Regions from separate parts of the Homo sapiens genome. Here regions 1, 2 and 3 are each linked to region 4. Evidence: chromatin contacts called from ENCODE Hi-C or POLR2A ChIA-PET data. All regions are on one chromosome and are shown on one strand. Each heading gives the region's core, a stretch centred on a gene start or an enhancer-like site at or near the end of the contact. The rest is flanking DNA. Distances are from core to core; before and after follow the strand shown.

Region 1 (6,825 bases), core at 2,362-4,861, 3.0 Mb before region 4:
TCTGTTTAAAAATTCTCTAAAGCACTTAAGACCATAAAAAGGAACCAGCCAAAGGTCAAATAAAACTTTTAATATTTGTGTTTAATTAGGCGTGTCTTGATTTTTCATTTAAAAAGATAACTCTCGAGTTATTTGAAGAAAAAGTCACTAAGGAAAAAAAACACTAACATGTCTCTAAACATAATGCTACATGAAACTCAAAGAAAAAGCATTTATCACGCACCTACCTAATAATTCTATACAGCGTTTCACTCACTGGAAAAGCTTGAAAATAGAAAACTTCCACTTTTTCAACTACAAAAGCAATTAAGTTTTAAATAAAAACTGTCTCCTGTCTATATATATTGCCAAATATAAAAATCACTATTAAAATATTAGCTCCTAAATGATAGGGTTTGAGGAAACCTTTTTCCACAACAGAATTCCGAACTGACTGAAAGACACAGTAGTTGGACTTGTGTTAATCCAAAGATTTCCTTTACTACTGATAAAACCACAGTGGAGGCATAATTTAGACCTAGGCCAAGTGGGCTTCCAAACACACTCCATAATTATTCTAACCCAGTCACAAGTAGCACTGGACAACTACTGTCCTCTGGAAATGGGGAGTCTAACTTTGGTAGTCACATGAAAAAGCAGGGCAAATTAAGTGCTTTCTGCAGGGAGAAGACTCCCAGAGAGAAAGCGAGGAAGGGGCTCTGCCATATTTCATCAGCGTTCCCTCTTACAAACTCATCAAAGCGAAGTGAGGAGGCAGGACAAAACGAACAAGTCAGACTATTTTAATGCATTTCCTAAAAACAGCAAGGGTCTGGCACCGGGGCTCATGCTTTTAATACCAACATTTTGGGAGGCCAAGGCGGGAGAACTGCTTGAGCCCAGGAGTTTGAGACCAGCCTGGGCAACACAGCAAGACCTCACCTATATTAAAAATTAATAATAATAATAATAATAATAAAGAAAAAAAGCAAGAAATCTTAATATGCCACAGACCAATTTACCTGGCTATAAGTGTAATTTTTATCTTAATCACACCTGTTAGTAAAATGGTCTCAAGCTGTGATTGCAGCCATGTAGACAAAGCCATGTGAGACTCAAATATTCGGATATTTTAAATATCTGTAAATTTTAAGAATATGAAAAAATACAAGTATTTCCATATCCTGGAAACCCAACAAGGTATTTAAGTTAGGACGTATGTAGAACTTGAGTTTAGGAGACAGGAATCAACCTCCACTTAAAACTATGCAGATCATGTTAGGGTCTATAAAAAGGAGACAGCTTGGTCACTGAGAAAATTGGCTGTGGATTTCACACCTGGCCCAAATCTCTGGTCATAATTACTTTTGTTAACTAAGATAAGTACCTACTCCGGAAGGCAAATTATCTTTCCACACCAGAAAGGTTTATAAACAAGCCGGGTGTGGTGGCTCACGCCTGTAATCCCGGCACTCTGGGAGGGCGAGGCGGGAGGATCGCTTGAGATCGGAGTTCAGCCCAGGAAACACAGTGAGACCCTGTCTCTACAAAAAATGCAAAAATTAGCCGGGCGTGGTGGCGTGCGCCTGTACCCCCAGCTACAGTTACTCGGAAGGCTCAGGTGGAAGAACAGTTGCAGCCCGGGACGCGGAGGCTGCAGTGAGCCCAGATCTCACCACCTGCACTGCAGTCTGGGCGACAGAACCAGACCCTGTCTCAAACAAGAAAAAAAGATTCATAAACAAGTATGGAATGCTTGAGAGAAACAAAATCCAAGTATTATTTGGTAATTTATATACAGTATTTGTAATGCCTGAGAATTTATTCTAAAGTGACAGCTTTGTAAGAGCAAAGTAAATGTCAGTAATTAATTTAGGCTCTTTTAAAAAGTTGAAATCTTGCTAAATGCTGAAACACCTAAGAGAACTTTGGACTCAAATTAAGGAAAGCATGTGTTAAACACAGCTTAAATTGCTGGAAAATGCGTAAGTTACTGGCAATTATAACTCAAAATAGCTAGACCTGTAAACAAAATTTAAAAACTGGACTTAAATCCTCAAGAACCAGGTTTCTGAAATAAAATTTTATTTTTAAGATTATCGTAAACCTTTTCTGCATACAAAAACTGCCCTCATGCACACCAAGAAAATTCTACACAATGCAATTTCACCAAAAATCGGAATTTTAAAGAAATTCTTGCAGCACGGAAAATGCCATCATTTTTATTCATAATGATTGAGCAAATGAAGTAAATCATTGTTTAAAAGGAGGCTAGGAAGAGAAACAAGTTGAAAATACTCATTTTTGTTTTTTTTTTTTTATTTACAGGATTCCTTAAGTCATCTTCCAATACTCCAGGTCACATGGTGAAGAGTCACCTGTTAAACACGAAATCTAACCATTAAACAAGCTTTTAAAATCCTTCGGTAACTCCCTTTATTAAAATTGTTTTCTTGACATACAGTACCTTTACAGGTATTACATTTCTCTTCACCGTTTACAAGCATTTTTCTCATGTTTTCCTTCACCAAAACATCTGCCCCGTTTTCTCAACAAGTAAAAATCTCAAAGTACTAAGTCCTAACATGATGTCTTATTGCACCTAATATGCTGGCAATACATTCCTCTCTTCAAAAGTTTACGTATGTTAGAATAAAAAGCTAAGTTAAGTAGGTTTTCTCTGGCTGTGTTTTCAGAAACAACACTAACTTTTACACGTGTTTGGGCATGAAACTTTAAACATTTTCCCCAAAACCTGACCCAATTCAGATACAAAACTACTGCTCAAATAGTAGAAGCCGCTAATCTTGTCTTTGGTTTTAATTTACATATTTTTCTGAATATCGAAATCCGTTCCTATAACCTAAACAAGGCGAATCCAAGTCACTGCTTCATACCCACATCTGTCCACGGCAAGCTTTTCCCGGACACACTCGGGCCTTTGAAAATGCCCACACTTGTTTTCATAAACCCACTCCTTCCTCTTCACCCACTTGCAATCCGCATGCTTCTCTGGGGCCACCCGGCCTCTCCCCTCTTTCCGAACCCTAGGGCCGACAGCTCGGTCTCTAACCTCCAGCGCGCCGAATCGGAGGGAGAACCGGGTCGGCGCCCCACGCCCCCGAGGCGGCGGCCCCGCAGAGGGAAGGAAGCGGGAAAGCGGCCGGCGCGGCGCCCCCTCCCCCGCACGCGCACACCCCCTTCCGGCACCCCTCCCCCTGCATTGTGCGAGCGGGCCCCAGGCCGCACCGGCCCGGGCACTCAGCAGGCCCTATCCGCCCTCCCGCTGGCGATCGGCTCCCGCCGAGGCCGCCGCACAAAGCCTGGGGAGCCATCCTCGACGGCGCCAAAGGACCGGAGAAAGAGCGAACGCGGACTGACTTACAGGGCTGCTGCGGCCGCGCTGCCTCAGCCGGGGACACCGACCGTTGGGCACACGGCGGCGTCGCTCTTGGCGGTCCTCCCCCTCCTCCGCCTTCGGTGGCGGCAATGTCTTCTTTCTCCACCTACCACCCTCCCCCCCCACCCCACCTCCTCCTTCTCCTCCCCCTCCTCCTCCGAACCACCGAAGTACCGAGGGTGAGACACAGAGACTCACAACAACATGGCTGCCACCGCCGCCTGCCCTCCCCTCCCCCCCGCCCACCGGGCGCGCGCAGTGCACCCCGGGAGAAAGGGGAGGGGGAGCGCTCACCAAGGCGCGGCTCCTTTTAATGCCTTGCGTCCCTGCTCCCGCGCTGCCGCCGCGCGGGCCGGGGGCGCCCTGCGCGTGCGCACGTTCTCCGCGCTCTCACGTGTTTGGCCGCCTCTCCGGCGTGCCCTCCCCCGCCCTCACCTTGCGGGCTCGCGCTTCCCTCCTGGGCTCCGCCGCGGCGGGCTCGGAGAGCGCAGGCGTACTGTTGCCAAACGCTGTGTTCGACTGTCTTCCCGCGTGGGGCCTCGCCTTCTGAATCTTCTTACCCTCGGCTTCCTACCCGGTTGCTCACTGTTTTCCCCCAACTGGGTGTGCGGGTGTCTGCGCCCGCGCCGCCCACCGTGGGGTACTCCTGGCATTTCGCTTCCAGAGTGCTGGCGCCCACAAGAGCCGGACGTTAATTCAGGCCTTTAACTTTCACTCTGTACCTCCCCACAACCAGACGAGGGAGATGCATCTGGGGGTGGAAGATTGTACCCTGCGAGAGGGCTGTCACTCTTCTCGTGGTTGCACCCCAGGCAGGTGGAGCCAGCTCTCAGCAAATTGTCGGCCCCCAGTGCTTGGTCCCGGTGCACACAAAGGAAACTCAGGTCGTTCTCCAGCTGGGCCAGTGATTCTCACTCGTTGGCTGTTTCTTTTTCTCGCGTACTAAGCGCTCTCTCCTTCCCCGTTTACAGGCTAGTTGGAAACTCCAAATCTGCCTTGCTGTCCTGGACCCCCATGCAAAGCAGTGGTGATTCCAGGATTCTAACCTAACCGGCTCCAGGTCACACAGCTGTAACAGGCACCGTGTCCGATTTGTTCTTGATGGTTTGTTTGCACAGCTCCTGGCTCTCCTGACATGCTGCACTTCGTAAATATTCAGGGCCTCCCGTATAGTTTGCTTAATATATGTCTTCCCTAGGCGACTGTGAGCTCCACGAGGGCAAGGACCTTGTGTTTTGTTTCACACTGTGCCCGCAAGTGCCTGTTGAATACACATGGGCTCTTCGGTTTTTAACTATTACTGAAAAATGTCTGACATTGAAATCCATCCCAAGCCCCTACCTTAGGCTCATATTTCAGGCTTCTAGATATTTTCACTTGAATTTTCTTGTCACCAAGCATGTTAAAAACTGAAGTCACACCCATCCCCTACCCCCCACTCTTGTACTGTCTCTGTAATTGGCAGTGTCACCACCTATTCATTCCCCAAATTACACCTCTGAGAACCATCCTTGTCTCTTCCTCTTACCCCGACTCCAAATATAAATAACTTACCAAGCCTCGCAGATTTTTACTTCCCAAGTAATTCTGGAGACAGTCTTCCTCTGCCTCCTCACTAATGCTAGCCTTGCTTCCCAGGTCTGGATTTCTGTAGCTGGCTCTTAATCAGCTTTCCTGTCTCCAGTCTCACTCCCTCCAATCAGTTCTGCTCACTGCTATCTAAAATGCAAATCCAATTCCTGGCGCTCAGGCCTCTGCTTCAACCATCTCATTGCTCCCCATCACCCACGACAGCATTTCCCTAGTGTGCTGTGTTCAGTGTTAATAGATGTTCCTTTAAGAAATGTCTCACGATCAAGTAAGAATGGGAGATGCTGGGGTGTACACATTTTGCCTTCCTTCTCCTTTCCCCTCCGTTGAGCTGATAATAGCAGAAGAGTCTTTATATACAGTTGCTTAGTGTGGGTGAAACTAGATAAATCCATCACAGGCCCTCCCTTAGAATATGGAATTGGGACTAAGAGACCCCAACCTCGAAAGTCTCTTGGACCTGGGATCCCTTGGGCAGACTGGTTCCATCCTGTAAGACAGGGAACCTGTAGAGAAAGAGTGGAGTTGAGAGAGAAAAGGAGAGTGCTGACAATGTCTCTCTTTCACATGTTTCTGTGCCTGGCTGGCTGCCTCTACCCTTGGAGTCTGAGCCGCATTCCTGGATCCTTATGGTAAATTCTGCTTCTTTGCTTAAGCTAGATAAAGTGAATTTCTGTTACAACCAAGAGTCCTACTAAAAGCCACGTGTAAGCTATAGTTATTTGTTTGGTACTAACAACATGCAAGCACCAAAGCACTTTCCATACATTGTCTCATTTAATGTTCCAGATATCCCCATGAACAAGGCCAGCTTCAGCACAGGCACGTGACCTGTGCAGTTGAACAAGGCCTGGGGGGTGCCTAAAAAGATTCTACGATTGGTTTAATGCTCTGATGTCACCATCTAGAAAGTCTTAGTGGTTTTTGACAAAAGGGCCCCTCATTTTCATTTTGAACTGAGCTCCACAAATTACCTATGAGGTATTATCTCTATGTGACAAAAGGTTTATTTTCTGCCAGACTTATTAGTGCCTTTAAAATCAAAATATGCATTGTAAATATCCAAGTGAGGGACATAATATGCAATGTGTCCCAACCAAATTTGACCCTAGAAGACGTTTCTTCGTGGAGAATCTCTTACAGGTTTGGTGCTCTGCAAGACGCAGATTAAAGCCCCACCCTTTAGTGATCTGCCTATGTCCCTATCTCCTCTGGAGCTCATGATTCCCTATGCACAGTGAGCAGTTTCTTGCTTCTGTGCCTTCACATATGCTTTGCAATCTGCCATGCTCATTAAGCACTTCTGATTATAATTGGCTTCTCTTTAGATTTACCTACAAGGAAAGAATATACTCCTCAAGCTAATGTAAATATCTCGTGTGCTTGGTAGTTGAGGTGGACATTGTAATTGACACCCCAACAGCCATTCTCGTCACCTGGGAGCTTGTTAGAAATGCAGAATCTTGGCCCCATGCCAGATCAGCTTAATCAGAATCTGCATTTTAACAAGATTCCCGGGCAATTCCTATGCACAATAAAGTTTGAGAAACATTAGTAAGCCAATCACAATAATTCCACTCCGCTTGCTAGAAACTGGTTCTGTAATGGGCGTGCCTTATCCATTTTGAGCCAGTGAGACACAAAGAGGTGCTAACTCAGAGCTTCTGGAGGAAGAAAAGCCAGTCCAGTCTCTCTCCCCTGAGTGTAAACAAGAAAACATGTTGCCACAGTTCCCGCTGACAGGCATCTTATGACCACAAGGGAAATCAGACTGCCAGTAGCCTATCCAGTGTTCTCTCTCCCCTTCTACCTTAACAACTGGTCCTGGTGTGTATGCCCGTATGGACTGGAGGAGG
Region 2 (7,414 bases), core at 904-3,403, 3.2 Mb before region 4:
CATGTGTGGCTTGGGCTCTCTCATCACCGCAGGTTAAACTGCCATGTAATTGATTTTTTTTCCAGGCAATTGAACACATATCAGTAGGCACCTAACTTTTCTCTTTTAACCACTTGGATTAAGAAAAATCTTTCCAAAACATAATATATTCTTCTCTACCTCTTGGAATAAATGAAAGCAGACATAATGTGCTTTTTCTTGGGGCCTCTACATAATAATAGTTTTTTTGAGCTACTGTAAAGTGTTTTTAATAACTCAAATCACTTCATAATCACCATGGGGAGAAAACAGAAAATACAGATATATAGAAAGGAAAAAGAAGGGCATCCCTTGATATCTTACCAGCTGGAGGCAATGACTAATAACTTTTTGTTGTATAACTTTCTGGGCTTTTTCCTAAGCAAGCACAGTTCCCCAGTTTGGGGTGCAAATGTAATCCCTCTTATTTATTCAATAATTGCTTGAGCTCCCATACGCCCATATTAACAGGAAGTCATGCCTCTTTACCCCTTCTTACCCCTTATTCCTCACCCACTCCCCCAAGGAAATTGGGGCCAAACTTGGTCCTACAGGTAATTCTGATTGCAAATGGCAATCAGAGAGAAACTGGAGAGTCAGGAGGTCCTGATTTCCATTGTTTCTTGCACAGTACCATGTGTCTCTAAAGAAAATGGTCTTGCAAAGTCTGATGAGATCCTGCCTCACTGGTCCTGACCCTTATGTGGTCCACAGAGGTGTGCCAACTTTGGGCTCCAAGGCCACTGCTCTTGTAAGCTCATACTTCCAAGGTTAGCCAGGCTCCCAAATAGCGCACAGCCCTGGTAGAGCTGAGCCCAGGAGGGCTTCTGTCCTCAGCCACACTCCATGCCACAGGAATATGGAGGCCCTGGGGTTGAGCCTGGTCACCAACTCTGACCCCCTTTCTTCCTGGTGCCATTCCCTTGAGGGGCTGTGGGGATTCTATTCCTGGGGCACTTCATCTCAAACTTCATCAGGAAAATTCCAACTTTAACACGGCAAACGTCTTTGTCTTCATCTCTTTCTTCCCAGATGTTCCTTGGCCCCAAGCAAATTATCTCCCTGCTCTTCCATGTAGGGACTAGAGGGTCCTGCACTCCTCAGGCCACCCAGGAACCAGTTCCCCCTTGCCCCACTAGCCTAACATGTGAATAGCCAAGAGGGACCACTCAAAGGACAGTTTCCTGAACAAAGAAGACCTGTTCTTAACCAGCTGGATAAAGAAGGAGCTGATGGCAACTTTTATTAAAAAGAAAGAAAAGTTCCGAACCAGGAAACTTGCCATACACCCATTCGCCAGATGACAACATTGAGATTACTCACTTCTTGAAAGAGCCCAGCCTCTAGCACTGGACATTTATCACAAAGCATTTCCTTCTTGCGTTGGGCATTCCTCTCTTGCTAGGAGGAACTGAGACTTCCCGTCCCCAGTCCCAGCCCTGAGGCCATGCAGCCTAGGGGTGGCTGGATTGAGCACTGCTTACTGGATTCAGGCCAGAGACTGCCACATTTTGTCCTCTGCTGCCTGGGTTAGGGAGACCTCTCCCTGTCAACTCAGGGGCATGGCAGGAGCGGGGCTGGAACAGTCTCTGCAGTCAGTTCCCTCCTGGACCACCGACGCTGGGAATGCAAGGGGTGGGTAGTTTGGTCTGTGCTTATGTGTTGATATTGTGAGATCATTTGAGAGAATTAAATATATTTTCCCAGATGGAAAGAAAAGGAAAAGGAAGGGGATGTTGAGTGTGGGAGCTGTTCATTCTTTCCAGCTTCTCTCCTTTCCCGCCATCCCACCCCACCTGTGGACCTGTGTTTGGCATTAGGGCACTCCTCTGTGCTTTGCTGGATTCTGATAGGGAGCACAGCCTGGTGTGGGGGGTGGGAGGACGGATGGTCTGCATCTTCCCTTCCCCTGCTCCAGTCCTTAGGCCAGTGCTTTCTGCACTGGGGGGTCAGGGGACATTGAAGGTGCCAGTCCAAATGCCAGTCAACACTGTGGGCAGGCCTGGCCAACACTGTCTGTGGATGCCAGACTCTGGGAAGAGAAGCACCCACGCTCAGAGATGGCCCACTCTCACTGGGCTCACAGCCAAACACACCCAGTTTTCTGGCCTCGGGCTGGGTGGGACAAGTGTATATCTCACCTGACAAGCCCTGTGAGCCTGACAAATGGAGGGAAAAAGCCACGACAGCAGCACCTCCCAGTGATCCGGAAGCTGGAGGAGGAGCAAGAGGACACAGGGTCTCTCCAAAAGGCAGAAGTGCGGGGGAGTGGCCTGGACATTGTAGAGCTGGGACAGCCAAGTCCCAGGGCAAGGGCACCAGGGGACATGGAGGAGTCCTTCCCTTGGGCCTCTCCAGAGAGGCTGCCTGGAGTTTTCACAGTTCACAAATGAGCAGAGGAAATTGTCCATGCGAACAGCCCTTAGGGGATCTCCCAGAGAGGTGTCTCGGGTGCTAGGGGAAGCCCAAACACCCCACTTCAGTTTTCACGTAGGAGGAGGAGAAGGCAATGACTTGTCTTGAAGCAGCCGCTGCCCAGCAAGCACACGATTTTTATTTAAATTGAAGGTTTATTTGGAGTGGGCTTGGGGGAGTACTTCTCATGCACACACTTTTTCTGTCTCCTCATTTCCCCAGCCCAATCCTCCCCACATTCCTCTGCCTTCCCGCCTCCCATTTTATTAGGTGTCAGTTGTCTGCTCCAAACCTTCAGTAGCTCCCATTTGTGATAAGGTGAAGTCCAAATCCCATAGCCTGCATTCAAGTTCTTCCACGGTTAGGGTGGACATACACCCCACTTTGTTTTGGATGATCTAGTTTATATCTGCTGTCTTGGCATAATAATTCATAGCACCCTGCTTCATGCAAAAATGTATCCCAGTTTGGAGAATAAATGATGTGGTCCACCCGTGTACAGTCCACTCCCAACCTCATGCTCCAGGCTAATGGCCAACTGTCTCTCTTGAATCCTCTGAGTCAGTGGTTTTGAACTCTGGTTGCTCATTAGAATCACCTGGGGAGCTTTTAATAAATATCACTACTTAGACTCACCCCCAAAACAGGTCAAATAAAACAGAATCTCTAGGGGCAGGACCCAGCCTTTGGTATTTTTTTAAGCATCCAGATGACTCTGATGTGCAGCCAGGGTGGAGAACAACTGACCTCAGTAAAACAGGTGTCCTGGAACTCTGTCCCTGAGCCCATCTTACACATTTCTGTCCCTAGTTTTTGGTAACTTGCTCCCATTGTCTATCCGCCATTTAACTCTTTCTTTTCCTCTGTGTGTGGTCTTTCATTCATTCTTTAAGTCCTACCCAAGCTGCTAAGCCTAGCTCCAATGCTGCCTCCTCCTACATCTTTCCTGACCTCTTAGCCAGAAAGGGTCTTCCTCTCTACCCACTACTGCCCCCTCCCTCCCCCACTATTGAATGTCATCTATGATCCACGCCCTGTTTTGCCTTCTTCACAGTCTATGAGCTCCATGGCATGGGTCATGTCTGATTAATCTCTGGAGACCCCAGGGCCCAGACCCAACTTACAGTAAAGCCTCTCACACCTGAGTGAGTGACTATCACTGCTGGTCCTGAACTTGGGCAGCGTCATCCACCCCGACACGGGGCACCAGCACATGCTGCCTCTACAAGTTAAGTTTCTTTTCCTGTGTGCGGGCTTTCATTCATTCATTCACTCACTCATTCTGCTTTGTGCCAGGCGCTGTGTTCTCCATCACCTCTTCTTGATTTCCTGTACTATTGGAGAACTGTCCTTTCTCTCTCATGTCCATCCCCTGGACAGCCCTGCAGACTGTCTTGCATATAAACGGTACTCAGTATTGATTGATAATCAACTGACGAATAGATAAACAAAAGTGGTGTGTCCTTACAATGAAATATTATTCAGCCATGAAAAGGAAATGAAGTACTGATACATGCTACAATATGAATAACCCTAAAAACATTATTCTAAGTGAAAGAAGCCAGGAACAAAAGACCACATAAACTGTATGCTATCATTTACATGCAAAGTACAGAATAGACAAATCCATAGAGACAAAAAGTAGATTAGTGGTTGCCAAGGGCTAGAAGAAGGGGGAAATTAAGATTAACTTTTGTTTTGTTTTGAGACAGAGTCTTGCTCTGTCGCCCAGGCTGGAGTGCAGTGGCCTGATCTTGGATCACTGCAACCTCCGCCTCCCAGGTTCAAGCAATTCTCCTGCCTCAGCCCCCTGAGTAGCTGGGATTACAGGTGTGTGCCACCATGCCTGGCTAATTTTTTTTTTTTTTTTGTATTTTTAGTAAAGACAGGGTTTCGCCATGTTGGTCAGGCTGGTCTCAAACTCCTGACCTCAAGTGATCCGCCCACCTCAGCCTCCCAAATTGTTGGGATTATAGGCGTGAGCCACAGCTCCTGGCCAGGACTAGCTGTTAATAGACACAGGTTTTCTTTTGGGGAGGATAGAAATGTTCTGGAATTGGGTAGTAGTGATGGTGGCACAACCTTGTGACTATACTAAAAACCACTGATTGTGCACTTAAGTGGCGAATTTGATGGCATTTGAATTATATCGTAATTAAAAAGAAATATGGATTGATGGATTTTTCTTTCTATACTCATATGTTCTCAAACCTTAAACTTTTATTCTTATTCACAGGAATCAACTGATATTACTGCTAAAAACATTGGTTTCTGGGCTTCACCTTGGAGCTTCAGATACAGCAGATTGGGGCAGCGCCCAGGAATCTGCATTTGATTGTTGTATTCTAAGTGCCATTTCCCTGTTCCCCAAAGGCTTGGGTCAGAGGATTTCTGAGCCAACCTCAGAACCTCAGAAGACAAATAAAATTCTTTAACCTATTATTTCAGAAAAAAAAAGCTGAAGATTTCAAACACAACCAAAACTTTGTTTTTAGTCTGCTTCTTATTAAAAACAGACTGGGACCCAAAGAAACCCCATCGGGGTAGGTAATGAAGTAATCATGATCATACTAAAAGAACAGAATGGAAAAACTGCCTGGCCTGGAGCAAACCACAGAAAAAATTGTCTTCTGCCTCCAGTGCTCAACTGAGCCATTCAGATGAAAATATCCCACTAGCCACATCGACAGCTTAATCTGGGGCAGGGGAGCTAGACATTAGTAAACCGCCACTCACTGCCCCCTATACAAATACATACTTACAGACACCCACTCCTACACACTCAAAATTCGAAGCTCTGGTATGTGCTCCATGATTAGGGCTTTCTTTGGGGTTACAAGGAAGCAGAGTTGTAAATCGGTATTAGAATGTGATCAAAAGGAATGTCTGTATGCAATTATTTTGTTTTGAGACCAGTGTTCAGAGGCACCGACTTTAAAGTGCTGGCTTGGTCACGTGGTGGCCTCTCACACACATAGGCGCATATGATTTTGGTCCCCACAAAAGAAGGAAGACAAAGGCCCGGGTTTTCTCTTTGTTGCTTCTTTGTTTCAGGACGGAGTCTCACCCCAACAGCTCAAAGCACCCTCTCCCCCATCTCCCCTGGCTGTCCATTCCCTAACTGTTACAAGAGGAAGTCTTGCTAATATAACCTCTTGCCCCGGAAAGTAGCAGTTACTGTAATTTGAGAACAGAGATCCCTTGCTTAACAGAAATTCACTTAACAAAACTTCAAATTAAACAAGAGGTCAGTGAAAGGAAATAACATTTGTGAGGCATGTCTACTGAGTTCTGGGCAGTGTGCTGGGCAATTTCACACAGATTTTTGCATTTCATTCAATGAGTCATCACAACCACCCCAAAGTGGAGGTATTATTATCCCCCGTATTATACCAAAGAATCTGAGGCTCAGAGTGGTTATGTAACTTGCACACGGTCACAAGGTTAGGAAGTAGCAAACCAAGTAAAAGATCTCCTCAAAGCAACATCACAGAGAAAAAAATGTTGAGGAATTCGGGTGTCCTATGAGTCCATCTTGCGGTGGCTGGCTTGCCCAGGCTGCTGCCATCTGTTACACATGCGCATGAGAAAGCAAAACTCAGTCCATCAGATAACGTCTGAGAGCAGTCAGTGCTTTGTGAAGCCCAGCAAGCCACCGTTCACCAGTGGGCATAAAACCAAAGCTTTATGTTTCGGAACAGAACTGTTAATACAGACGCATTCTAGTGATTGCATTATCGGCACCCTAAGTCACAAGGCTCTGGTCTGGGTCCCTGTTTACCCAGCTTCATTTGTAGTTGCCTTTCCCTTCCTCTCTGGGCTCCAGCCAAATAGCACCTGGCTGTCCCTCGGGGCCACCATGTTCCTTCCTGTCTCAGACCCTTGGCTATTGCTCTCCCTCTAATTGTCCTTCCCAAGGCATCTCTTCCCAGCACCACTCAGTAACTTTCATTAGAAGGAGGCTCCATGGGGCAGAGATTTTGTCTGGCTGGTTCAACATTGTATCCCCATAGCTGGAACACAGTTAACACTCAATAAACAACTGTTGAGAGGACGAATAAATGAATGAATATTTCAGACTTCAGTTCATACCTTGCTTCCTCAGTTCACCCCTCTCTGAGCCACATCCTCCTTGTGAAACGCTCCTACTCCTTACCTACTTATTTCTTTATTTTAAATGTACATACATGTATGTATGTGCGATTATTTGTCTGACGCCTGACCCAAGACTGTAAGCTCCATGAGGGCAAGGACTATTCCTGTTTGCTCACCTTGATGCTCTCAAGAATGGCCTTATTATGGTGTGCAATAAGTGTGGGTCGAATGAATAAATGGCCAAGCAAGTCTTAAAAAGGTCAATTTCTTCTGAGCTATTTTCATAATAAAGTACTTAGAGGAACTGAGAAAAAAAAATGGGTCAGGAATCCACAGATGAGGAAGGCACTTCAAGTCAGTAGGTAGTTTAGCCACATTCCTGGTGCTTTAGGGCCACTGGATCTTACAGTGGGGATAAAGAGGGGCCAGTGGTGTTGTACCTGGGTTTCTACCACTGTGCTGCAGTCTCACTTCCATTCTTTTTGTCACATGAGTGGGACTTACTTAAATGTGGCATCCCATGATTCATCTTCTGTTTGATAGTGTAGTATTGTTAATATGCAAATCTTACTGAGATTTCATCCAATATTTACCCTTTTCTGTGTGCATAACATGTTAAGATCTTCTATATCCTCAAGTATGATTTTTTTTAAGTCATGTCTAGATGGCCAATTGTTTTTTCTCCAAAAGAACACATTCCTGATTTTAAAATGAAAATCAGTGGGGAAATGAGATTCACTTAAAAGTCCATTGCCTTGTAGCCATTTCTGATGGAATACACATGCTCTGTTAAGTGAAGGGACACTCCATGAGGTTAATTTGATTTACACTTCATACGTTTCCTAAAGCATATGGTGACAGACAGAAGACGTAGGCTATGAAAGTC
Region 3 (7,165 bases), core at 2,805-5,304, 3.3 Mb before region 4:
TGAGACACTCATGAAAAATTAGCCATATATTAAGTCTAAGAGATAAAATTATTACAAATGCTCAAAATGTAGTCTTGTAGTGCACACCATTAATCACAAAGTATATCTACTACAGCACACTTTTAAGTCCATTTTCAATTATTCAATAAACATTTGAGTTTATACCTCATAAGAAACTTGTTTAAAATCAACTGGCTTCAAATTCTTCAATAAATGATAGAGAAAACCATTTCAGGAATGCCAGAATTTAAACATGAGCTCATTCTGAAATTTCCTGTTACTTAACCAGGTATGCTTCTTTTCTAGCTAAAATACGAAAGGCTCACACTTCAGGGCTGGTACCTCCGGTGCATATAATAACTGGTTCTGGCTTTCTCTATGTCCCACAGCACTATTTTGTACCATACAATGAATATTTTAGTATATGGTGTTACGATACTTTAACACTAGACCAGTAGAAGCCGTGGCTAGAAAGCAATGAGACTGTATCAGATACAGTCACTGATAGCGAGGGAGAGGGGCTCCCCCAAGTTCCAAATGACACAGGGGGAATCATCATCTCAGAAGTCTGTCCCACGTAATGTAAAAAGAAACATAAATATTCTCCCATGCAGACTGAATTATTGCCTCACCAGGAATCAAGCAAGAGAGTACCTTGACAAGGTAGGTAGGGAGGGAAGTGACATTTAATACTCACTCATCCCCATATTGTTTCTCTGTCTTAGTAAAGCAGCTTCTGAGAATAAAATGCACTACTTGGACAAGCCTTCTTTGCTTCGAAGTATTATACTACAGTTTGGCTTAGGTGGTCTTGCATCATAAGTGTTACATGTCTCCCCAAGTTGGTAGAGACTGTCTTTACACTGCTATGGTATTCAAGCTACTCTTTTGAAAGTCATCAACAAAACTATAATAAACAAAACCAATGGCCTTTTTCCAGTACTTATTCTGATTAGAATCTGATATTACTGATCACCTTCTCCTCCTCCTCATCACTGTACCATATGTTTTTCATATCTGTGCTCCAAGTTTGTGATACCATAAATATCTTAAGGGCAGATGCTGTGTTAGACAAGAAACATTTGAGAGTCTAGCACTTAGCAGGTAATAGGAAAACAAGGCAAATGACACATGGCCCCTGTGATTTATTCCTTTTGTTTGTCCACCAAAGCCTTTTACACTGCAGGTGGTCAGTAAATCTCTTAATCAATTTAAGACAGGTCAAACGATTTAAGAAGTTTACAATAAAATGTTTTACACTAATCTGAGAAGTCTATGCAAAGTAAGAACAGCTATGGCATCTTTTTAAAATTGTGAAACTAAAGCATGGTCTTCAGAGGTATGTGAACCCTTCTCACAACAAGGGCTTAAAGTAGGGAACAGATGTAAACTCCTCACTCCCTATTTTGTAAGAATAAGCGCCCGTAATGAAGTTTTTCTCTCTGCATTTTGAGTTTCCTGTTTGTAGTTCCCACTTTATCCTGCTATTCTATTCATTTTCTAGCTGAGCCCACAGCATCAAAAAATCTGCCTGAGAAAAACTGAAAAGAAATACAGCCAATTACATTCGGATGGTTGAAATAGAAATGGTGGTATTCTCTTCTTGAGGAGTTAGGAATCCTTTGTTCTGTGAGTGGAGGGAAGGATCTGAGAAGAAACAGGAAGACTAAGACTGCAGGAGAGAGCCAGGTCGATGGATTCTCTTAGTTAAATAGGAAAGAAAGTCATCTTCTGGGGGTGAGGAAGACGGAATTGAGTAATAGCCTTGAGGATCCTCAAGGTTTGAATTATTCATTTAGGGAAATAGAAGACAGAGCTAAGGACAAACAAAAGAAATGAGACCCAGCCCCTCAGCAAAATGGAGAAGCTATAAAAGGAAGTTAGAAACATAATGCAGCTGATGGTCATTAACTCTATGTTTAGTATTCCAAATCAGTTAAAATACAGAACGAAAGAGTCTCTGAGGGAAAATGTGATATAGTTCTGTCAATAAGGCGGTATTTCCGAATATAAAAGTACAGGAAACATGAAAATAAACTCAGCACAAGCAAACCTACACATTCGTGTTGTTTTTTAAATGTACATCAGAAACAAGACGGTAAAAAACAACAGGGCAGGTAGCAGTCATGTGGAGTCAGGTAGTCCCCCGGGGGTGGGCCATGAAACAGTATCTGCCTCATTTAAGATGATTCTCATCTGGCGTTTGTCCAAATGCTTACTAATGATTTCAAGTCAATGAGTGGGGAGAAGCAGCAAGTACAGAGAAAACAGATTGTGTCTGGGATAACTCTCTTCCTCTTTTGCAGTTAAGTATCAAAAACTGCACAGTATCACCAACGTCACCCACACAACCACATTCGCGAAGTCATTAAAGTGGCCAAGTCGACCATGTAGGAAGTTTGTCACGGCTTCGGCAAAATCATAATAACCTAAAACTACCTAAACTGAATCCCATATTTGGAAGTCATAGACAAGTTAGGTTTAATGTGCATGGATACTATAAATGGTGAATTACAAAAGAAAAAATCACAAACTTATTACTAGTGAATCACCAGGCAACAACAGTGTCAACTTGGTTAGGACAGAATCACACAGATCTTGGAACCCAGGAGATACCGGGGTAGGTGGCCAGGATGGAGAGGGCTCTCAATAAAGGTCTCTGTAAAAACAGCCGGTCGGCTACGAAAAGCACCTACTGCGCAGGGAGGAGGCTGCACCAGGACAAAAGCTGGTCAGGCGTCAACTCAGGCAAAAGCTATCGCCCCCAAGCGATTCTGGAGATGCAAGAGAGGCATGAAACAAAACAAAGTCCAAGAAACGCGGACAACCGGGTTACCGCTGGATCTTTCGCTTTCCCAACGGGAAGACCAATGTCGAAACTAGACTGCGTTTACCAAGGTCCGCTCCTAATTATTTCATTAGAGGAAAAAATTCCAGGGAGCACTGGATAGGAGGAAGGGAGATGCTGCCTTTCAGATCGTAGAAATACAACAAGAACCAAAACAGAGGAATTCCCACCAAATCCTACCACCCTCGTCCCTTCGCCTGCAAAGCCTCTGCTCTCCCAAGCCCGCTTCTCTCCTCAAATTCTTGCCAAAGAACAATCTCCCCATGCTTACCACCGCCCCCCGCTCCCCCGACTCCGATTCCTGAACAAGGTTACTTTCCCAAAGTCCTTGGACTTCATCCAGAGTTGGCGCGCCTTAAAAAGCAGCGCCCCTCCAAGTCCCCGCCCCACCCAACACCCCGTTTCCAGTCTCACCCCCTCCGCACCAGGCCCCGCTCCCCAGGCCCCCCGGACATACGCGCCACGCCTGCCCGCCTTACCATGTACCAGGTCCCCAGGATGATCGTCCCGGTGCGGACATGGCAACAGCCGCAGCACCGGGTGCTGTAGAACCGGTCACTGCGGTTCCGCTTGAAACTCATGGACACCATCGTAACAGGCGGGCCTCCTTCTTGGCCGGGCCCCTGACAAACGTTCTCCACCCGCAGCCAAACTCAAACGGCTGTTTCACGGCCTCCAAAACCCAACGACGCGTCTTCAAACCCGCCCCCGGCTCGTGCCCCTGCCAGCTTCTTCGCGCCTGCGCACTGAGCGCAGCGACTTCGGCTTACCCACCCCTCTTCCTCCACACAGGCCAATGGGGAGCGGAAGGCTGGATGGACCGGACTTCTGATTGGAAGAACTTGGGGATTGACAAGACCTCACGCCCAATTAGAAGTGCAACTCGCCTCAGCGAGTCTCCGCCTGTTACGCGAAGGCAAGGGCTGGTTCTCGGGCCTAGGATAGTTGGGGATAGGTATGTCCCCGTAGTGCACTATTCCCGAGATGAGACCCGCAAGAAAAGAGGCATTTAATGGAAAAAGGGAGACACGAGACAGCGCGGATGGCAGAAAGCGGGCACAAGGGGCTTTTCTGAGCAATGTGTGCCACGTACTGGATGGGAAGCGTCACAGGCTGATAACGTGACCTTTGCGCGCAGCTCAATTATTGCGCGGGCTGGGGGCGGGGCCTGCGGGGAAGGGACAGAGCCAAGCCCAGCCTTGAGCCATCCTCGCCCCTGTGGCGGAAATGGGAGGGTGCCTGGAGGAGTGGAGGGATTGGATTTACACCCTCTTTTCCCTCCGAAGCCTCCTTGGTGGGGGCGAAGAAAGACCATCCAACCCTGCCAAAGGCAAAAGGATTAAGGATAAATGAAAGCAAGATAATGTAGAAGAACTACTTAGCTGCTGGGTTTTTGGAGATGAGTGATTTTTTTTTGTAGGGAGAAATTATGAAACACATTGAAATGGACAAAAAATTACTGAATGTCTTCAATGAAAAAACAGCCATAGTTTGGCACACCGTCCCGGGCATTCTGTTGCTAGAGGGGCTGTCCGCTTTTCTTTGTGGTGCTCTGCACAACTCGGTAAGACCCCTCGTATTGTTATCTTACCCTTCCTTGGGAAAAGCCATTTTGCATCGATTTGTAAATTCATTCCCCAGTCCTGATTCAACAATATAGATGGGTGCTTTAAATTCTGCTTAGAGCTGGTTCTAACAGCTTACTGGTCCCCGGGTTAATGAGTAAATAAATTTTTTACACGTGTTCATTTTGTATTTCTGTGAGACCTGTGACTTCACCGTTAAAAAATGTATTTATCATTTAATGCTTTGGTAAACACACTTCTTTTCAGAGAATAGAAAGGGCTTCCCTTCTGCCAGGGCATATTCTTAGCCAGAGACCACACTGAATTCAGAGTAAAGGTTATTTCTTTGGCATGGCTTCTTTGAACACTGCCTGAAATTATGTATGTATTTGTTGATTATCTCCCCAATAAAATACAAATTTTAGGAGAGCAGAGACTATTCACCACTGAAGGAGTTGTCCATGGAGCTTATTTTCAAACCATCTGGGAAGCAGTAGTTAAGCCCGCCCACGCTAAAGGATGGGGTGTGGCTGGCTAACTCAGAATGAATTATGACATTTCTCTACTTATGTAGGGAGTAGATTATCTTAACCCCGCCCCACAATTTCGTATCCCTTATTTTGTTCTAGGCACAGATCCAATCACTTTATTTTCAATCATTTCATTCCTACAACTAACTGAGATAGGTACTCTTACGTTATTTAACTCTACAGAGAAGTTAAATTACATATCCAAGATTGCAAGGCCAGTGTCACAACTGAGATTAAAACCTGTTGTGCCAATAGTTTCCAAACTTTGCTGCACATTGGCATCACCTGAGGATCTTTACTAACCACTGATGCCTGCTTACTATTCCAGACCTTCTGATTTAACTGTCATGGGTGAGACCTGGGCATTGACATTTTTAAAATGTCAATTTTAAAATTAGGTGATCCTAATGTGCAGCACTGTTATTCTGTCTTGATATGAAATGTGGCAGACAGAAATAAATACAATACAATAAAAAAGAATACAAAGATAAGATCAGGGGAGCCGGGCGCGGTGGCTCACGCCTGTAATCCTAGCACTTTGGGAGGCTGAAGCAGGCGGATCACCTGAGGTCAGGAGTTCAAGACCAGACTGACCAACACGGAGAAACTCCGTCTCTACTAAAAATACAAAAAATTAGCTGGGCGTGGTGGCACATGCCTGTAATCCCAGCTACTTGGGAGGCTGAGGCAGGAGAATCACTTGAACCTGGGAGGTGGAGGTTGCGGTGAGCCGAGATCTCGCCATTGCACTCCAGCCTGGGCAACAAGAGCAAAACTCTGTCTCAAAAAAAAAAGAAAAAAAAAAAATCGGGAAATTATCCGATTTCTCTAAAAGCCAAAATGAATTCAAAATCAGGTGTACCTAACATGGCATCAGATCAGCTCGTAAGGGCTGTTCTCCCTGTACTGGGACTACCCCAGGCAAGGAACCAGGGAGGTGTAAATCATTAGAGACCTGCAACATAAACGCATCTGATAGCAATAATGTAAGCATACCCTGAGAATGACCCTGTATGGTAGATGCACCTGAATGTGTGCTCTGAGCTAGGGAATCTGGGAGTGGCCAACCTGGAGATTTGTTCTGTGTCTATGATAAACATCTTAAACCCCCACCCCCACCCACCGGCCCATCCATTGGAACATGGGCCATACAGGGGATTAGGGCCCTGAGTTTTGGGTTAAATGCAGGTTGCCAAGTGGAGGTCGTTAGTGGGAGGGTGTTCAGTGAAAATGCTGTATAAACTGCATGATGTTTACAGGCAGTTGCGGTTTTCCTGCCCTTGGGACGTGCAATTATGTTGTCCAGCCCGCTGCCAGAGGACAGCAGGAAGGGAGATGTGTTGTCCACCCCACTGCCACTGGACCACTTCTATACATAGCTGGTTCTTCTGTCCAGCCCGCTGCCACTGGACTCTTTCCCCTCTGTCACCACTGGACTGTAAGCTCCTAATACAAACCCATGTCTCATTTACTGGCTCTCCAGTCTCTTCTTGGCCTCTTGAACCTGGTACCTTCTCTATTGAGGTTAGTAGGAGTTTGGCACAACAATAGCATACATAACGGGATTAGAGGGGTGAAATACGGTTATGGAGTTTTGTCTAGATAATTTTTATCTAATATATACACCTTTTTTGAGAAAATTGTAAGGTACTATTGGCAAAACAACCCATCTTTTGGGGATGGGGAAAGGAAAGTTAACATTTTTAGGAGAAAATAGCTTAGGAAAACTCACAACGAAAGAAATTAGAGTGAGGTTGAAGCTCTTTAGCTAACATAGTTTAATCTATTTTTCTCTTTTAAATGTGTTAGTCTATTCACATTACTTTAACTTATTTTTATTGAGGATCTATTCTATTCCATGTGATGATACGAGAATGAACAACACAATATATACCTACTGTGTAGCCACAAAAATCTAAAATAAAAAAGGTATTAAAAGAAAGAACGAACAAGGCAGATATTGCACCTTTCCTGGAGTGTATATAGTCTACAGGGGAAAAAGTCAATGAGCATTTTCAGTCTTCATCCCATCTCCTAAAGCATTTACTTGTTGACTCTTCCTTAGAGCTAGAAATTCTTTCTTGGCTTCTGATTAACCATCCACTATTTTTTTCTGTGTACTTCTCAGGCAGCTCCTTCTTATTGTTCTTCGTAGTTCCCTCCTCTACTGTCCATCCCCCTAAATATTGGTGTTGTTGAGGGCTGTGTGTCAGGCTCTTTTC
Region 4 (7,091 bases), core at 1,057-3,556:
CAGCTTTTCTCATTCTCCCTGACAAGCTGGCTCCCCTGGTGAGCTGTTACCAAACTTCAGCCCTGAAGAGTTTGCGGTGCCCCAGAACCAGCGCCCTTCGCACCACCATGGCCCGAGTAGGTCCTCCTCTGGATAAGACCTCAGCACAGCTCTCTTTTCTGATGCTGCCAGCAGGGAAATTGGGAGCATCCTTTCTCCTTCATCTGGAGAGGTAGCTGAATAAGGATTCTTGGAGTTCCTATTTTCTTCTTTCAACTGAGGATCATTCAAAATCATCTGTAAGACACTGTGAGTGCCTCACATTGCCAGATCTTAACCTATCCCAGACCCTGCAAACCTTGGCCACATTTCTGTAGTGCCTACAGCTGTCACATAGGGCGCTACTCCAGAATACGGCTGGGTGGACTTCTGCATGTTCACAGTCAGTGCATCCATGGAGATTATCTCAGAGGACAGCTTCCTACAGCGTGGATGAACAGACACACGCCTGTGGCTTTGTTCTCCTTCTTTTTGCATTGGGTTGACCTGTGTATCAATTTGAAATCCCAAGAAATCCCTCTTTTTTCCATTTTGCTATCTAGTACTCTTCTATCACTTTTCATATACCATTTGAAGGACATAGTACTCAAACCAAAGCTATCGATCACCTTCAGGTGTTGTCTGAGGACCCTTGGGGAGCTTTTCTCCCCCTCCCCCCCACTCCTGCTCCCCTTTTCGGCACCTCTGTCACCCTCTCTTAAGGTCACGCCAGTTTTCCTGGCTGTCGTCCTCATGAAGGGTGGCTTCCTCCCTGAAGTGCTCCGCTCTGTCCCCTCCCTTGAGTCCCGGGCTTCACACACACAAACTCTGTTGGATGTTTTTTCCAGGAAATGCAGTTATTCTGACACTAGTGGGCCATTTCCCCGGCGTCCTCATTCCATTTCTGACAGTGCTCCTGCTACCCTCAGTAGATTATTATTATTTATTATTTATCAGCCACGACACTGTACTCTGCTTCCTACAAAATATTAAAGAAGACACAATCCGTGCGCTGAGTTTACAGCCAAGGAGAGCAGAGGCCTGGATCAGACATCACAGGGGGGGAGCTGAGAAGAAAATATTTACCGGCTCAGTCCTCCTTGGCCCTGGTAGATGGAGGCAAGGACTGGCAAAGCCCTCCCCAGGCCAGCTCCTCCCAGCTGGGCCCCCACAGCCAGCTCCCCACACTACCTACAGCACCCCAACTCCAATTTCTAGCAAGGCCTCAGGCCTCAGGCCTTTACCCGGGGGAGCGGAGGGAGGGTGGAGGATGAGGATTGGGCCCTCAGGCCTTTACATTCAGACAGGGGTGGAGGAGGAGGGCAGGTACAGATATTTCCTCTGAAACTCAAAACCAGGTAAAGGGGATGTAGGGGAGGAGGGAGAGGTCGGGGAATAAAAACCAGATTAGGAGAGCGGTCGGGGTGGAGAAGACTGTGCCCAGAGTGAAATATTCTAGCATAATGGAAAAGCCCTCATTGGGGGTCCCACACGCCTCTGGCCAAATCTCTTCTATTAGGGTTAGAAGTTAGGGTCTGTGTAGACAGCATGTGTAGACCGAGAGGTGGTGGGACTGAGAAGTCAGTGTAGACAGTGTGAGAGAGAGCGAGCTGTGGTGGGGGTGAGTAGTCGGTATAGACATCAAAGGCTGGTCAGGCTGTTAAACAGAGAAGGCTTCCTGGATTCCTAAGGGTCAGTATGAACAGAAAAGTCGCGCGCCCCAGGAGAGGCAGGGCTGACTCAGAAGGCTGGTGGACACTTTGCAGGGCTCTCCCTGGTCCTTCAGAGGTGTGGACAATTCCTGCTCCTTTCCAAGGCTGGAGTGTCATAAAGAGGGCGGAAGCTGAAAGACGATTGGACTTTTTCCTTCTCAAACTTTTCCGCCAGTTTCCTCAGGTGTTGAGAGCAGACGGGGAGCTCGCCTCAGTCCCGGGCCCCCAACCCTGGGCCAGCAAGGCCAGGAGGCCACGGCGGAGCAGCCCGTGCCACGCGCCGTGCGTCTGCCGGGCGCGGCCGCGGAGCCAGGCGAGCCGGGGGCCACCGCGGGGGGCGGGGGCGGCGGACGGACGGACCGACGGACACACCCGCGAGCACTCCAACCTCGGACCCGGCGCGCGGCAGCCGGGAATCCCTCGGGCCGGGGAAACTGCGCACGGGGCCCGGCCTGGCCGGGCCGGGCCAGAGGGCCCCGCCTCCCCCACCCGCCACCCCCGCCCACTCGGGCGCCCGTGATTGGCTCCGCCCGCCCCTGGCTGCGCGCCGAAGCCCGCCTCCCTCGCAGCTAAAGCAGACGGTACCCGGAGCGGAGCGAGCCAGAAGGGAGCATGGTCCCCGCGCCGCGGCCGCGCCAGCCCCCGCGCCGCCGCCGCCGTCCCCGCCACCGCGGATCTCGCCGCAGCTCCAGCCCCGGCCCCGGCTCCGCAGCGCCCGTCCGCAGCCCCGGCGGTCGCCGCGCTTGAGCGCAGCCCCCGCCCGGAGCCCGAGCCGCGAGCCCGGAGCCAGCCCCAGCCCCGCGGCCGCCGCGGCTGCGGGGAGAGGGCGGGGGCGATGCTGCCGGAGCCGCCGCCGCCGCCGCCGCCTCGATGAGAGCCGCGCCGCACCGCTCATAGCCGCACAGGCTGACAGGCAGGAGGACCGACTTCCCTCTCCCGGGCATCCTCCCTGGGCTGCCGGGAGGCGGCGGCGGCGGAGGAGGAGGAGGAACGAGGGGAGAAGGCGGAGAGCAGGAACGCGAGGAGGAGGACCTGGATCCGTTTCCTCCGGCCAGGACCCGAGCGGCCCCAGCCACCGCTACCCGCCGGCGCTGTCCGCTCTCCATCAGCCCTCCTGCGCCCACCCGCGACCCCGGGCTCTCTGCGCGTCGGGCCGGGGCCGGAGCCGCGCGCCGGAGGTAAGAGCCGGGCCGGGCTGGAGCGCCTCGGATGCGGCGCCGGAGGGAGACCCAGGTCCTGGCCGCCGCGTGGGGCCGGGCCGGGCCGGGCGTGGGAGCGGGGCCGGAACCCGGAACCCTGGGCTCGGCTTCGGCGGCGGCGGCGGCGACAGGAGCCTCCCGCGTCTGGACTCGCAGGCTGCAGGAGCCCTTGCGCCTGCGCTGCTCCAGGGGGAAAAAAAGGGGGGGAAAAAACTTCCTGCCCCCGGGTGTGTATGCACCGGGGCTGCCTGGGGCCACTGTCACGGTGTTCGGAGGTGCTGGAGGCTTGTGTGACCCCTGGCCGGAGCAGCCCCCCTGCTGGGCCCGGCGGCGCGCGCCCCTCTCCAGGCCACGTTCCCCTGAGCGGCCCAGGGCCCCGGCCGGGCAGGAGACCTGGAGGCGACGGAGGGCTGGCCCCCAGGGGCGGCCGCGCGCACTGTCCTTTGGGGAGGTGCGCGCCTCTGTGCAGCGAGAAGCCAGGTTGGGGTTTTCTGCCCCTCGCGTCCTCTGATCTCGCATTTGGGGACTGGGTCTCTTTACTCAATCCCAAGTAACTTTCGAGGTAGATGAGCTCGAAAACCGTCGGGAGGGAACCCGCACAGACCTTATTGTGACCCACCCCACCCCGACACACACACGCACACTTCCCTTGACACCTTGTGGGTGCCAGCGTGTTGTGGGGGGACGCGGAAAGGAGAGCTCACGGGGACGGCGAAGCGGCCAGGAGGTGGTGTCGTTGGGGAGGGGTTGTTGATGTGTGGGACAGGGTGGACCTGGAGATGTGTAGTGTGGGAGTGTGAACGCGCGCCCCGATGGCCTCGGGGGGCCGGGGGAGCCCAGGGCTCGCGTCCCGGTCTCCGTGGCCTGGAGCGGGCTGAGAGCGCTAGGGTTATCTGCGGTCGCCGCGCGGGTGCCCGCGCTGGGCAGCGTCGGCCCCGGGCCCCAAGGGAGGGACGTGCTCGCCTGGGGCCGGAGCGCGGGGCTGGGAGCCGGGGTAGGTCGGAGGTGGCTCTTAGGGCAGGTCGCCTCTGCGTTGCCTGGGGAAGGCGGGGACGCGCTGCCTGCCTGCGGCCAGCCGTCTCGGAGGAGGGGGTGGCGGCCACGCGCGAGTCTCGGATGCCTGGGTCCACCCGCTGAGAAGCCAGTTGTCGTCCCTGGGCTGTGGAACCAAGCGGCAGACGCGGTCCGTTGGCGGGCCCTCGCGCGGGCCCCCAGAGATGCTGATGGGTAAGGAGCTGCCGCCGCCGCCGCTGCCATCCCCGCCGCTCTGCAAACGTTCTCCTCCCTCCCTCCCGTGCTTGCGCCGCGGCGCGCCCCGGGCGAATCGTGGACGCAGGTATTTATGTAGCATTAGGCGAGACCTCGGCGCTGGAGGGACCAGACCGTGGAGGACGCCGAGCTGCTGCTGCCTGCGAAACTTCCACTTCGGCAGCTCAGCGGCATCCCGGCCCGCTGCTGCAGGTTCCAGCCTCTCTCCAGTCCAGCAACGCTGGGATTCGGACTCCTCTTGCAATGACAGATCTGTCCTGGTTACGGCTGTATTTATACTAGTTTCAGTCTCTTTAAAGTCATCTGTCTAGTCACTACAGAGTTTCTTCCTCGCCGTGTGGTCTTATCACTAACTCAGCCCTGGGAGGGCAGATTTGAGGAATTGCTTCATTTTCAGATGAATGACAGCAGACTTGTCCCACCTCATTCCTGATTTATTATTATTATTATTATTATTATTATTATTATTATTATTATGGAAAGAAGGTATAGAGCTTTTTAATTTTTTTGTGAGGGAGGAGAATGAACAATTTTATAGATTGTTCTTTCCGACACTTAGAGAAAACATGTCCAGTAAGCACTAGTGAATACTTTAAAGGCTGGTTGGCATGCGTGTATTTGATTAGTCCATAATCTAGGTGTTTATACAGGTATGGAGCTGTGTGCTACTGATGAATAGTCTCCGTCCCATACATTGTGCTGGAGTGCACTTGATTTATCACCCTGCTATAAATCAGGGAATTACTAGCACATGTGCCTTTTAAACTCTATATGAATTTAATGGCATTTAAATTGGTTTATGGGCTGATGCATCTAACCAATTTTAATAACTTTTCTGCACAAACATCTTATAAACCATATTTGCCTGTGATTAAGAAAAACATTTTCTTCTCCTCGGTCTCTCGGTTATGGAAATTTATAGGTCTCCAACTTTCATTTGCAAGCAGCAATCCAAACGAAATACCTAGAGTTTTACTGAAATAAAATATCCTATGGTAGCCATGGTAACAAATAGATTAAGGGTTATTGGTTTTCATCTGAATGTGATGGGGGGTGGGGATCTAGTGTTGTGTCTTTTTAATTATGTTTCTAATGAGTGGTGGTCATACTTCAAGTACTCAGTGTGGGAGACAAGCAAGACTGAGAATTCAGGTTTGTGGGAGGTTTATTGAAACAAAGACTAGTAGAGCCCAGGAGAATGACTTTTGCTAACTGCAGCTCCTCATATCTAGGAACAAAATGGATAAAAACCTTTTTTTTGTTTTTCCAGTAGATGAGCATTGAGTCAGTCACTTTAAGACCGGAAAATGCATTTTGCTTATAAACTATTACCAAAGGAACCTCTAAATCCAGCCTGTTTTCTAGGAATAAACATGTTGGAAGTGTGGCGGTTGGTGTGGATTGAGTGTCACCGTTGTTATCAACACCTGTCAGTTTAAGTGAGGCACATCATTAGTCTATTCAAATCTTGCCTATTTCAGTATTCATGCATTTCCATGGTGATCCATTCATTTTTATTTAGTCAACCTTATAAATCTTTGGCATCAATTTTAGTTGTGCCATCTTTTTCCTTCTTTTATCAATTGATTTGGCTACAAACCATTCCTAGTTTAAAGTATCTCCTTCTTTTTTCCTGCTAGTTTCTAAAAGCCTACACTATTCCCAGCTACATACAGATATAAAGGAGTTAATTTTTTTTCATCAACTCAAATGGCACCCCTAATACTAATGTCATTTTTTGGCATCTCATTTGATATGTATGTGTACATGGGTTTTTTTTTTCTTTCTTTCAGCAGGCTTACTGTAAAGCTTTCTCACTTTTTGGCTGGGAGACATCAATTCAGTCCAGCAGAACTAACTAAAGTTTTTCCTTCCTTCCTCCTTTTTGCTTCCTTCCTTTTTTTCTTTCTTTCTTCTTCTTTTTTTTTTTTTTTTTTTTAAAATCCCAGTACTGTTATGGCTTAGGCATTCTTTGTGTCATCGGTTGTATCTGGCTTGGAGAGACTTCGAGACTATATTAGAGCAGGTCTGTCCTGGGGTCTTTTCTAGTAGTGGTCAAAGCCAGAAGTTTTCAGAACAGCAGAGGATTTTCCAAATACAATATATATTTAGTCACAGCATATAGTGCCCCTAGGATCATAGTAACATTGTAAGTCCACTGAACAGGCAGTTTTACTTAAATGCGAGTGATGATTTTGCTCACCCACTTTCAACTTAGCTTTCTAATGATGCAATCCCATGCTAATCACAACCCTGTATATTTCAGAAATATCAAGGCAAGCATTAGCACGCTACTGACTTATTAGGATCAGGCAAAGTAATTGGAACACTTAAGTTCAAAGTCAGATGAAGAAATGGAATTATAACCAACTTTGTGATTCTGTAATCAGTCAACTAAGTGCCTACTTGGGGATAGGAGGAGGAAGAAACATCATGAATAAGAAATCCAGCCTTTAGTTGTGCTGAATGAGGATAAACCAAGGCAGTTACTGTGTAAGAGGACTGGAGAACAAGAAATGTGTTAGTGGATGGGAGGACTGCTGGAGCCCAGGAAGTTGAGGCTGCAGTGAACAGTGATCACGCCACTGTACTGGGCAACAGAGCAAGACCTAGTCTCAGAAAAAAAAAAGGGGGGGGCGGAATATATGTTTAAACAGATAAATCATATGTTTCCCAGGCCTGTCTTAGCATCTTTCACTGTGCTAGACACATATCCACGCAAATGTTTGGAAGCTGGTAGAATATCTGTAGTTTGTGTAGAAGATAGTCAGTTTTTATTTCTTAAGTAATCTGGGGTCATCGCCTGATGTGCTAAAAAATTAGGTAGCATAATTCCTGGAATGTACTTTTGTCTGAAGTAAATTTTACCATAGAAAATGGTCTTAATTTTGGT

The links. Hi-C counts contacts between places; a loop is a spot of excess contacts on that map. ChIA-PET counts read pairs that join two places held with the same protein, here RNA polymerase II (POLR2A). Pooled maps may share reads with other maps.
Region 1: a loop to region 4 is called in a pooled map, with 15 times the contacts of the local background. The contact joins the promoter of PUM2 here to the promoter of KLHL29 in region 4. A Hi-C loop is called at or near these places in 5 of 37 single-sample maps with no recorded cell type and 9 of 50 pooled maps. POLR2A ChIA-PET finds 5 or more read pairs at or near these places in 1 of 52 experiments (activated CD4-positive, alpha-beta T cell).
Region 2: a loop to region 4 is called in a pooled map, with 3 times the contacts of the local background. The contact joins the enhancer-like site here to the promoter of KLHL29 in region 4. A Hi-C loop is called at or near these places in 2 of 37 single-sample maps with no recorded cell type and 2 of 50 pooled maps.
Region 3: a map with no recorded cell type shows a loop between it and region 4 (11-fold over the local background). The contact joins the promoter of LAPTM4A-DT here to the promoter of KLHL29 in region 4. A Hi-C loop is called at or near these places in 3 of 37 single-sample maps with no recorded cell type and 8 of 50 pooled maps.

What each region holds. Positions count from the first base shown.
Region 1 is chr2:20,347,233-20,354,057 of GRCh38, forward strand. PUM2 (pumilio RNA binding family member 2) reads right to left here and starts at 3,612. Exons shown (of 21, transcript NM_015317.5): 1 at 3,365-3,612. RefSeq lists a silencer at 2,995-3,884 and enhancers at 3,080-3,709, 3,710-4,341, 4,045-4,134, 4,342-4,971.
Region 2 is chr2:20,143,625-20,151,038 of GRCh38, forward strand. No RefSeq gene overlaps it. Among named protein-coding and RNA genes, the nearest start is that of SDC1, 78 kb to the right of the region's middle. RefSeq lists enhancers at 1,991-2,150, 2,361-2,440, 6,736-6,785, 6,816-6,965. Within about 2 kb of position 2,154, at least 6 of the 41 ENCODE cell types and tissues checked have a DNase peak (open chromatin) inside an H3K27ac peak, as active enhancers do.
Region 3 is chr2:20,048,083-20,055,247 of GRCh38, forward strand. It overlaps LAPTM4A-DT (LAPTM4A divergent transcript), which reads left to right and starts at 4,055. Exons shown (of 5, transcript NR_187142.1): 1 at 4,055-4,412. LAPTM4A (lysosomal protein transmembrane 4 alpha) reads right to left here and starts at 3,546. Exons shown (of 7, transcript NM_014713.5): 1 at 3,328-3,546. The coding sequence starts at 3,438. RefSeq lists enhancers at 2,682-2,821, 3,357-3,556.
Region 4 is chr2:23,382,873-23,389,963 of GRCh38, forward strand. KLHL29 (kelch like family member 29) reads left to right here and starts at 2,307. Exons shown (of 14, transcript NM_052920.2): 1 at 2,307-2,908. LINC02923 (long intergenic non-protein coding RNA 2923) reads right to left here and starts at 4,446. Exons shown (of 6, transcript NR_187213.1): 1 at 1-4,446. RefSeq lists silencers at 246-540, 2,044-2,393, 2,564-3,423, 3,664-3,783, 3,804-3,973 and 1 more and an enhancer at 246-540.